Regions from separate parts of the Homo sapiens genome. Here all the other regions are linked to region 2. The links are chromatin loops, found by intact Hi-C in ENCODE. Cell type or tissue: dorsolateral prefrontal cortex. All regions are shown on one strand.

What was found. Hi-C counts contacts between places; a loop is a spot of excess contacts. Peaks named below come from ENCODE experiments on the same cell type or tissue, not always from the same donor. Only the 100,000 strongest peaks of a DNase experiment are listed, where the experiment ranks them.
Region 1: a loop joins it to region 2, with 9 times the contacts of the local background. A loop is called at or near these places in 14 of 110 quality-filtered maps.
Region 3: it touches region 2 in a loop (7-fold over the local background); 91 of 110 quality-filtered maps call a loop at or near these places.

The regions. Positions count from the first base shown.
Region 1 is chr1:77,899,399-77,903,398 of GRCh38, forward strand. All of the region lies in intron 1 of NEXN (nexilin F-actin binding protein), which reads left to right. Among named protein-coding and RNA genes, the nearest start is that of NEXN-AS1, 12 kb to the left of the region's middle. In dorsolateral prefrontal cortex, a CTCF peak has its summit at 1,504; a DNase peak (open chromatin) is centred at 1,492.
Region 2 is chr1:77,146,467-77,150,466 of GRCh38, forward strand. All of the region lies in intron 9 of PIGK (phosphatidylinositol glycan anchor biosynthesis class K), which reads right to left. Among named protein-coding and RNA genes, the nearest start is that of PIGK, 71 kb to the right of the region's middle. In dorsolateral prefrontal cortex, CTCF peaks have their summits at 1,924 (motif pointing right) and 2,123; no DNase peak of the experiment used is centred here; H3K4me3 peaks cover 613 bases; H3K27ac peaks cover 771 bases.
Region 3 is chr1:77,532,179-77,536,178 of GRCh38, forward strand. AK5 (adenylate kinase 5) reads left to right here. Exons shown (of 14, transcript NM_174858.3): 13 at 3,669-3,860. Among named protein-coding and RNA genes, the nearest start is that of ZZZ3, 150 kb to the right of the region's middle. In dorsolateral prefrontal cortex, CTCF peaks have their summits at 1,702 (motif pointing left) and 1,902; a DNase peak (open chromatin) is centred at 1,683; H3K27ac peaks cover 3,761 bases.

The DNA of each region.
Region 1 (4,000 bases), 750 kb after region 2:
ATCGCAAGGACAAAAAACCAAACACCGCATGTTCTCACTCATAGGTGGGAATTGAACAATGAGAACACATGGACACAGAAAGGGGAACATCACACTCCGGGGACGGTTGCGGGATGCGGGGAGAGGGGAGGGATAGCATTTGGAGATATACCTAATGCTAAATGACGAGTTAATGGGTGCAGCACACCAACATGGCACATGTATACATATGTAACAAACTTGCACATTGTGCACATTAAAACTTAAAATATAATAATAATAAAATAAAAAAATAAAAAATAAAAAAACAAAAAACAAACAAAAAAATTTAATCAAGACAGGGACTTTGACTTTTTGTTCCCTTTCATCTCCCCAAGCTTAGGATAGCGCCTGACACAAAGTAGGAGCGTAAGAAATATTTGTTAAATAAATAATGAGTCACCATGTCCTGTCAATTCCACTTCCAAAATGTCTCTTCCAGCTTTTCATTCCTAATGCTAATGTCCTAATTCAGGCCCTTATCTTCTCTTACCAAGGTCATTGTACTTGTCCTCCTTCCACTAGTCTTTCCCCATTAAACTCCATTCTCTACATTGCTATGAGTTTCTTTTTCTTTTCTTTCTAGGATACATCTTTCAGTCATGCTCGTTTGCTGGCTCTCTATTGCCTATAGTATTATTAGGTAATATCTGAACTTTTTATTAATATGGTGCACAGTATTCATTCTAGTCTGTGCCCAGCCTGTCCTTCTAGTTTTGCCATAGACTGACTGGACAATTTTATAGCTCCCCAGATTTGCAATGGGTCACCAGGCATTGGTATTTTTGTTCATTCTGGTTCTTTTTCCTGGATGCCTTTACAATCTTTTCCACTTTGTGAAATTCTACTTATCTGTCAAGGTCTAACTCAAATGTCATTGTCTCCGTGAAACCTTCTTTAACCCAGCCTCTTCCTTAACCATACCATAGTCTTTTCCATGTTTCTATAGCCTGGTTATAATACTGGTATTATAGCATTTACTACATCATATAATAATTAGTACATCTATTTCTGTCACCAAAGCTATTTGATTCACAAGGGCTAGCTCTTATTTGTTTCGTATCCCATTGCCAGGCATACTTTTTGGCATACAGCAGATTCTCCTTTTCACAAAAATAATGTATTGTAAATACAGACCTCATCTGTCAAATTTGAAAAAATGCAGCTTTTTTGATAAATTGTGTATGGGTTATACTAATATTGCAATATTACCTCTGAAACCTGCGGTGGATACATATTCGTCTTCATTTAACATGAATGCTTAATGTGTTAGAATGCCATTACTAAATCTCTTTATCATCCCAGCCTTCTCTATTATGACCAAACTCTTAGAACCACCTGTTCCATCTTATCTTTTGATCACTGGTTTCTTTCTAATCGTATTCTTGATAACGATTCAATTGACTTGCCTGGGATTTTAGATACATAGGTGTAATGGAGCTGAATTGTTGGGTTGCTGCTGCCCCTTTAAGGTGGCCAAGGACATTGCATCTGCCTACTCAAACAAGAAAAATCACTTAACGCTAGAAGAAGAAAAGCCTGTTAAGATTCCAGATACAAAGTCTCTTGGCATTCAGGTCACTGAGTATAGGAATTAAGTTGTTAAGCCAATCTCCATTTAGCATTCTAAAATACATTTCTAGAATGAGAACTTGATATGACTCAATTAGGATGTTTTTCCTGTAACTCAGCAAATCTCAAAATGTGGTCTTAGAACCCCTGGGAGTCCTCAGTACCATTTAGGGGTCCATAAAGTCCTTCCTTTTCCAACTACATATTAGTATAAGGTCATATTTTCTTAGAGACTTCAATCAAAACAACATCACCGTAGTTTGAATGCAGAAGCAGATATGAGAATGTATTTTTCCTCTATTAAGCCAGATACCAGAGATTAGCAAAAATGTAAAATTATTTTCCTCTTCTTACTAATTATTTTTATGTTTATAAATAATGGTTTGTTATTGTTACTTTAAATGACTTTATAAGTACATATTAGAATATTTTGTTTTAATTTCTAATATATTAAAGACCTATTGTTATTATCCATATAAACAAAACCTCTATTATAACCAAACTCTTAGAACCACATGTTCAACCTTATCTTTTGGTCACTGTTTTCTCTCTCATCTTATTCTTCATAAGAATTCAATGGACTTGCCGGGGATCTTAGATACTTACAAGGTGCAATGGAGCCGAATTGTTGTGTTGTGGCTGCCCCTTTAAGGTGGCCAAGAACCACCTTAGGATCCTCAATAATGGGCCCAGACTTTAGGTCCTGAGCCCCAAAAGTTTGAGACCCACTTTATAATACATAGCCTTTCTTTTTGTGGGGGGATTTTCTTTAACATCACAGATCTTATTATTTTATTTAGAGATGGTGTCTCACTATGTTGCCCAAACCAGATTCAAACTCCTGGGATCAAACGATCTTTCTACCTCAGTCCTCGCTAACTAAGCTGGGACTACAGGAATGCACCCAGCTAAAGCTAATTTTTATGTGTGTTTACACACTTTCAGATGTTACCTAAATAAAGCCTTTTCTAATCTAAAAATGTAAGCCTTATTATATTTTTGATAGTTATATTTTATCTCATCTAGACCATAAACTCCATAACAGATATTTTATCCTATTCGTTATTATTTATGTAGTAGCCTATATACTGTACCTAGCACATTATAGAAAAATGTTCAATAAATGTTTCTTGAAAAAACATCAATGTTCACTAATTTATCTTTTTCTGTTTATTCTTAGTTCTGTCATACTCATCACTCTAAATTTATAAAGCATATGAAAATCACCTAGTTTATGGTACACAATAGGTATTCAATTTGTTATTTTCTCCTCCTTTATTTGGTTTAGAGGTTTCAGAACTTTCCTTTAACGTACTGCAGTTTTAAAAAAATCCTTAAATTTTATTTGTACATGTAACTTTTCATTACTTTATTAATGACTTCATCAAATGAAAGTTTACCAATTTTCTTTGAGTGGTTAAAGTTTTCCCAAAAGAGAATAAAAGGCAAGAATTATAGGTTTTGATTCTGTTCATATTCTGAGAGGATAGGAGGATGTACTACATAGAGCCTAGGATATGGTGAGTACAGGTAGAATATTATTTAAAACATCTATAAAGATGTGTTATGCTGAAATAGGTGTTGCACAAAATAAATGAAACAGACTTTGTATTGCCTAATACAGTGGAAAAAGCTGATAATTGTTGAAGCTTGATATGGGTGTATGGGGGTTCATTGTATTAGTCTCTTTCAGTTTGTATGCCTGAAATTTTCCATAATAAAAAAGTAAACAAAAAAGATAGATTAGACTGATATGTCTGAGATGTTTACCAATATAAAAATGTTTAAAGTTTATGCCAGATACACCTAGAAATCTAAGCATATTTAGAGGTCTCAGAGACTGAAGGAGAAAAAACAACCATGTTTAAGATGAAGTGGAGAAAAATCACCATTTCCATTATAATTAGTTTGGGAAAATACCTCCTTGGTAAAGAAGTGACTTAAGAAAGGTCTTGGAGGTAGAAAAAGGCTACTAAATAGATTTGTCTAGCTGGAAGGTTGAAAAAATGGAGAGAAGACAAAGGAAACTGAAGAGTCTGAGGGTCTGCAGAAGGCCTGTCAAGCCCAGGTGAGAATTTTAGTTCTGATCCATGATGCACTACACAGTTAACATCCTCAGAGTTAGAGTGATACACTAGAGCACAGAGAGGTAGAGATGGCAGTAGTTGAGTAGAGAACCTAGTGGGCCTGGTTGAGGGCAGAAAGAATGGTGGGCTGTTATCCTATCATAAGAAATGAAAAAAAAAAAAGAGAGAAATCAGAACAATCATGGCTAGAAGTTCTTCTGGAACTTTTAAAACCTATTTTTTTTACCAATAATGTATACTTAAATTATTATTCTATTCTAATACAATATGTATCAGTTAAGAGTTCTGAAGAAACTACATTAAAGTAGCTGCCCTATAGCAAC
Region 2 (4,000 bases):
GCCTGGATAACATAGCAAGACCCTGTCTCTAAAAAAAATGTAAAAGAGGCCTGGCAAGATGGCTCACACATGTAATCCCAGCACTTTGGGAGGCAGAGGCAGGTGGATTGCCTGAGCTCAGGAGTTCGAGGCCAGCCTGGGCAACACGGCGAAACCCCGTCTCTACTAAAATACAAAAAAATTAGCCAGGCATGGCAGCATGCACCTGTAGTCCCAGCTACTCAGGAGGCTAAGGCAGGAGAATTGCTAGAACCCGGGAGGCGGAGGTTGCGGTGAGCCAAGATTGTGCCACTGCACTCCAGCCTGGGCGACACAGCGAGACTCTGTCTAAAAAAAAAAAAGTAAAAGAAAAATTAGCCAGGCATGGCAGCTTGAGCTTGTAGTCCCAGCTACTTGGGAGGCTGAGGTGGGAGGATCACCTAAGCCTGAAAGTTCAAGGGTACAGTGAGCTATGACTCTGCATAGGCAAGAGAGAAAGACCCTGTGAGGGAAGATGAGGGAAAGAAGGGAGAGACAGGAAGGAGGGGAGGGGAGGTGCATTAGTCTGTTTTCACACTGCTGACAAAGACACACTCGAGACTGGGAAGAAAAATAGGTTTAATGGACTCACAGTTCCTCATAGCTGGGGAGGCCTCAAAATCATGGCAGAAGGCAAAAGGCGCTTCTTACTTGGTGGCAGTAAGAGAGAATGAGAGGGGAGCAAAAGCAGAAGCCCCTTATAAAGCCATCAGATCTCGTGAGACTTATTCACTACCATGAGAACAGTATGGGGGAAACCACCCCCATGATTCAATTATCTCCCACCGGGTCCCTCCCACAACACATGGGAATTAGGGAAGTAAAATTCAAGATGAGATTTGGGTGGGGACACAGAGCCAAACCATATCAGGAGGAGAGAGGAGGGAACGGGAGGGGAGGTGAGGGCAGGGGAGAAAAATTCAGACTAGGTAAGTTTCTTCTAACCCACTAACATAAGAGGTGAGTGTTTAGAGTTCATAATGTCTTAGATTCTGTTTTTCCTTAGGTAATTCTATAGAATTTAGACTTCTACAAATTTGGTAACACTAAAATGTGCAAAATTTTTACAGTCACAACCTGGAGGATATCTTCCTAATACAGAAAAGATACAAAACTGGTAACCTCAGTAAAAGGTTTTCTGACACAGAATTACCACCAGATTCAAAAAACCCAACTCTTTGAAGAGGAAGAGAGTTTATCTGTCTGCATACTTATCCAAAGCCAGCCTATGTATACTACGATGAAGCTGTTTAAAATCAAGTTACCTAAGCAAAGCTTATTACAATCAGTCCTTATTTTACCTCATCTGCTCTTGCAAATAAATTACAACACAATTAGTAAGACATATGCAGAAACAAAGGGTTGTTACTATATAACTTTATCTTACTTAACATATGTAAGTTTCAGAAGACACATAAAAACAATTCTTATTTCATAAAGGTACTCCCAATCAGTTTTATGTACTAAAGTTCTCCATCATATCTGATTTTACTCTAGTGTACTACACAAAATATAAAATATGAATAACTGAATCAATGGACTCCACTGTTTCCCTAATATGTGTAGAAAGTATTTCTAACTGTCAATTTTAATAACAGTGTGTTGATAATTTAACCTAAGATTTTTTTAAATGCATATATACTCCAGCCTATAATTTCCTTAATAAAATAGTTTTTTATGATATCTGATCTCTCATTATATACTTTAAATAAACTTTGGATTGCCATTCATATTTGCATGCAAACAGCACCTACATACAATGAGATAATATTTATAGCATCTATGTAAAAATTCCTGAACCACTGGGAGCCTGATTCTCATAAATTAACTGAATAAAGTACACCAATAATTATGAAGCCATCTGGTAAATAGCAACATTGTAAATAAAATTTATTTATAAACACTAGAGGGTGCTCTAATTCAACAGTGCTTGATATCTGGCTGTGATATTTAAAGTAATTTTCTCCTTGATTAAAAACAACAATCTTCGGCAATGACAATTTTTGCTACTGTGCTAATACATACAAATAATTTAAGAGCCAAATTCCATTCTTCCAGAACATATAACAAAACAATTTGTCAACATAGGCAATATAAAAAAAACGCAAATTGTGACATCAAAAATTCAAAATGTCGGGGGAGAGGGAGTTAATGTGCACAGGTTTTGGTTTGTTTGTTTGCTTCTTTTCTCTTTTTTGGTGATTGAAGTTACGTTAGCATCAGTTTTTGTTTTTTGGTTTTTTTTTTTTGAGACAGAGTCTTGCTCTGTCGCCAAGCTGGAGTGCAGTGGCGCGATCTCGGCTTACTGCAGCCCCCGCCTCCTGGGTTCAAGCAATTATCCTGCCTCACCCTCTTAAGTAGCTGGGACTACAGGTGCGCACTGCCACGCTCAGCTAATTTTTTTGTATTTTTAGTAGAGATGGGGTTTCACCATGTTGGCCAGAATGGTGTTGATCTCCTGACCTAGTGATCTGCCCACCTTGGCCTCCCAAAGTGCTGGGATTACAGGCGTGAGCCACCACGCCCAGCCATATCAGTTTTAAATAACTTATTAGAACTATACGATTTTTAATGAACCTAATGGTAACCACAAAGCAAAAACCTATAATAGATACACTAAAAGCAAAAAGCAATGAATTAAAACATACTACCAGGGAAAATCATTTAATCGCAAAGGAAAATAGAAAAAAAGGAAGAGAGGAGTTACAAAATAACTAGAAAACAAATAACAAAATGGCTACAGTAAGCCCTTACCTACCAATAATAATACTGAATATAAATTGACTAAATTCTCCAATTAAAAGACATCATAATTAAAAGACATGACTAACTGGATTAAAAAACAAGACCCACCTATATGTTGCCTACAAGAAACTCACTTCACCTATAAAGATACAGACAAAAAATGAACAAATAGAAAAAGATATTTTATGTAAATGAAAACCAAAAAAGAGCATGAGTAGCAATGCTTATATCAGATAAAACAGACTTTAAGTCAAAAACCATAAAAAGAAACAAAGAAGGTCATCATATAATGATAAAGGAGTCAATTTAGCAAGAGAATATAATAATAGTAAATATGTATATACCCATTGCAGTATTACCCAAATATAAAGCAAATATGATTAGATCTAAAGGAAGAGGCAAACTGTAATACAATAATAGTATAGCACTTCAACACCCCACTTTCAACAACAGACAGATCATCCAAGCAGAAAATCTACAAAGAAGGATTGGAGTCTATACTCTAGACCAAATGGACCTAATAGACATTTATAGAACATTTCAGTCTGCTGCTGCAGATTATACATTTTCCTCATCAGCACATAAAACATTATCCAGGATAGACCATATGTTAGGTCACAAAACAAGTCTCAACAAATTCAAAAAAGCTGAAATCATTTCAAGTATCTTTTTCTGACTATAAAAAAAAAACCTAAAAGTCAATAACAAGAGGACCTTTGGAAAACTATACAAATACATGGAAATAACATTCTCCTGAATAACAAATGGGTCAATGGAGAAATTAAGAAGAAAATTTAAAAATGTCTTGAAACAAATGAAAATACAAACACAACATATCAGAATATGGGATACAGTAAAAGTAGTATTAAAAGGAAAGTTTATAGCAATAAACGCCTACATCAAAAAGAAAGATTTCAAATAAACAACTTAACTATGCAACTTAAAGAACTCAAAAATCAAGAGCAAAACAAATCCAAAATTAGTAGAAGAAAAGAAATAAGGATCAGACTGGGCGCAGTGGCTTACACTTGTAACCCCAGCACTTTGGGAGGCCAAGGTGGGAGGATCGTTTGAGCCCAGGAGTTCAAGACCAGCCTAGGCAACATACGGAGACCCCCATCTCTACAAAAAATAAAAAGAAATTAGCCTGGTGTGGTGGTGCATGTCTGTAGTCCCAGTTATGTGGGAGGCTGAGGCAAAAGGATCGCTTGAGCCCAGGAGTTCCAGACTAGCTTGA
Region 3 (4,000 bases), 390 kb after region 2:
AGCGGCGGGCTGAAGGGCTCCTCAAGCGCGGCCAGAGTGGGCGCCAAGGCGGAGGAGGCGCTGACATCGAGCGGGGGCTGTGAGGGCTGCCAGCATGCTGTCACCTCTCAGTCCCACTAGATCCCAAGAGGCAGCAGAGGCAGCTTCTGAAAAATAAAATAAGTGAGTAGGCACCCCACCCCACTCGCTCCCTTTCCCACGGCCCCACCCCCCTCTCCTGGTTCCATTTGGCCCACTCAGCTTCTTGCCCAAACTTCATTCTGAAGGCGTTGGCTCTCTCCATCAGGGTGAGGTCACCAAGCTTTGGGGTTACATGTATCTGCTTCAGGCCTGTCACTCACTAGTCCCTAGTGACCTTGGGAAGGTTAACCTCTGAGGGCCTCCATTTCCTCATCCTTAAAGTGGGAATAATCATACTTCCCGGCAAGAGCGCCAGAGGGCTTATGGGATGGCTGTTTGTAAAGCCCTTAGCACAGTGAAGCATAGCCAGCTGCTGAAATGTTGCTGATGGCATCTCAGCAGCCCTTCCAAGGGCACTTGTGCTCTAACTAAGGTCCCCTGAAAACCAAAGGCCATGGAGAATCCGGTGAGGCTGGTGCCAGAGCCCCAGGGTGCCAGCAGGGTGATGTTGGGGGCAGGCCAATGTCCCCAAGTCTCTGATTCATTCAGCCAAGGGCAGAGTTCTCTGCTCGTCTGCTTACTTGATGTTGAAGACTAACCACAGTCCGGTGAAAACAAGAGCAGAGCTAGGAACCAGACAGCTACTCCAAGGGACTTTCTAATGATACATAGCGAAGCATTTTGAAAAAAATTAGATGGTATCTCATTGAAACATTTCAAAAAATTTTAGGTATTAAAAACAAATGGTTCAGGTCACTTCCAAATAGAATAACTGATCGATAGCTTTTTATATAGGAAGAGAGTGCTGATTCCAGGAGAGAGAGGTTAGGTCAAACCCCCTAGTTTTGGCACAGGAAAATGGCTTGTCAGAGTAGCTTCTCAAACTATGATGCTGTGAAGACTCACTTAGGGATCTGGTTAAGATGCAGACTCTAGGCTGGGTGCGGTGGCTCACACCTGTAATCCCAGTACTTTGAGAGGCTGAGGTGGGTGGATCACTTGAGGTCAGGAGTTCATGACCAGCCTGGCCACCATGGTGAAACCCCGTCTCTACTAAAAATACAAAAATTAGCCGGGTGTGGTGGTGCACACCTGTAATCCCAGCTACTTGGGAGGCTAAGACAGGAGGATTGCTTGAACCTGGGAGGCAGAGGTTGCAGTGATCACATCACTGCACTCCAGCCTAGGCTGCAGAGCAAGACTCTGTCACCAAAAAAAAAAAAAAAAAAAAAAAAAACAGATTCTGCTTCAGCAGGTCGCGTGTTGTGCCTGAGAGTCTATATTTCTAACAAGCTTCCAAATGACATGCTGCTGGTCCGTGGGCCACACTTTGGGAATCAGTGTGGAAGAAAAAGCTACCTCTCTGCCCCGTGCTTATTTTGGTCTAAAAGGTCATTTGCTGCCGGCTCCTGCTCAGTGACATATAATCTCTGTTTGTACCTGTGTCCCTGAATTATCTTTCCTGTCCCCACAAATGGCCTGAAAATAACCCCACAATTGGAAAAATCGCCTGGCTGTCTCATGCAACCCTAACCCAAAGTTGTTTCAGGGAGAACATTAAGCCGCCTCCCAAGCTCGCCCTCTGCTGGTGAACAAGGGTCATTTTTTTCCTAAACCCTCACCCAGCCTTTCTTGCTGCACAAATGCTCTTTTTTTTTTTCCTTCCAATTAATACAGACAGAAAAGTCGCATGACCTATTCCAGAGGTTTATTGCACTGTTGTCGATTTTGGAGAATGTTTCCACTCTGTTCCTTAAAGTACACCCCTCAGAGGAGGTAGATAAATGTTTGACCAACACTGTCTGGCAACTCACGATATTACGAGTTCTCCGTGTTGCCTAAACATCCTCTTCTTGACTGAACTTTGTTCTCATCCCACCCCACACACTTTCTACAGTGGTGGCAAGCCTTCATTTACTCACAGCTCGAATGTGGCAAGGTCAGGGGGAGTAATGGTTTCCTCTGATCCAGGGTTGGAGGAGGATGCAAAGTAAGCATGTCCCAGAGACAAAAGAACATTTAAGAGAAGGATATGGAGATGGGGAGACTCATAACACAGATCATACCACCATCACTCATTCATTAAAACATTTCTTCATCACCTACTGTGTGCAAGACTTGGGACTAGGAGCAGAGAATTCTTAATCCCTGCACACGGGGAACCTAAGCCTCATAGAGGAAATAAGCGTAACAGTGAATCGTTAGTGAGTGTCTGCTGTATGCCAAGGAGCATACGTATGTTACCTTATTTAATTTTATTTCATCCTCACAGCAATCCTATGATCATCCTCATTGTATGAATGAGAAGACTCAGATGCAGAGAAGTTGAGTCAGACTTCTAGTTAATGAGGAAGTCAGTTTAAATGAACAATATGTAAGTCTGGCACAGTGGCATGTGTGTGTAGCCCCAGCTACTCCGGAAGCTGAGGCAAGAGGATCACTTGAGTTCAGGAGTTCAAGACTGTATAGTGCACTATAATTATGCCATGAATAGCCATTGCACTCCAGCCTGGGCATCAGAGCGAGACCCCATCTCTTACAAAAGAAAAGAAAATAAAAACTTTAAAGAACAATTTGTTATTATCTCTCGTGGTTCTGGAAGTTATGGGGCTCAGCGGGCTGGTTCTCACTTGGGGTTCCTTATGCAATTGCACTCAGACAGTGGCTGGGGCTGAGATCCATGTCTGGAGCCAGGGCTGGGATATCTAAAACAGTTGGGGGCTGGTAGGGCATCTCCGTCCACATGGCCTCTCCACATGGCTAACTTGGGCTTCCTCTCAGCCTGGCAGTCTCAGGATAGTTGGACATCTTAGATGGCAGCGGACTCCCCACTGCAGCAAGTGTTCCACAAAACCAGACAGAAACTGCAAACTTTCTTGTGACCTAGACTCTAAAAGCATGGACATTATTTCCGCTACAGTCTGTTGGTCAAAATAGTTACAGGTCAGATTCAAGGTGTTTCTGTGTCTCAGTGGGAGAGTAGCTTACAAGTAAAGTGAGATAACGAATTGATGAAGCCCATCCTGGAGACAAGTCATGACACCAGGGTTTGACCCTAAGCAGCCTGATTCCAGCCTCTGTGTGCTAAAGCATTATGCCCCACTCACCTGACACAGTACAGGCACAGCCACAGAATGCCACCTGTGGCTGTTATATCACGGTGGCTTGAAGGAGAAGTGATTAGCTGTGCCTCAGGTGGTCAGGAAAGGCTTCACATTAGAGGAAACACCCCCTCACACATACATACTCCTTTCTTCTCAGTGCAGAAGAAGACAGACAGTGGCTGCAGTGGGTGGCATATACTCGTCTGCATCACGTGAGGTGGCCTAAAAGCTGAGGGCAAGAGACAGCTCTGAGGCAGTGTGTAGAAGGGAACTGACCTGGAAGGGGGGAGCTATGGAGTCCAGTCCCAGCTGCACCATAGTGTAATGCTGGGACCTTGAAGGGAACCAGAAGGCCAAGAAAGGAAAAACCAGAGGCCCTGGGCCTTTCCAGAACATCAGCAGGGTGAGGTTTCTGACTGTGTTGTGCTCCACTCCCATCTCCAGATTGGAGACCCACAGTTGGTGATCTGTATGGACTGCTCGGCAGACACCATGACCAACCGCCTTCTCCAAAGGAGCCGGAGCAGCCTGCCTGTGGACGACACCACCAAGACCATCGCCAAGCGCCTAGAAGCCTACTACCGAGCGTCCATCCCCGTGATCGCCTACTACGAGACAAAAACACAGCTACACAAGGCGAGTCACTTCACTTTCTCCTCTGAAATGAGCCGCTTACCTTTTTTTTTTTTTTCCAAGAAAAGAGAAAAAGCTGAGAACATTTTAGTTAAGGGATCTGGGAATTAGAACTCTGTGCAGCTGCAGCACTGGGGCCAAAA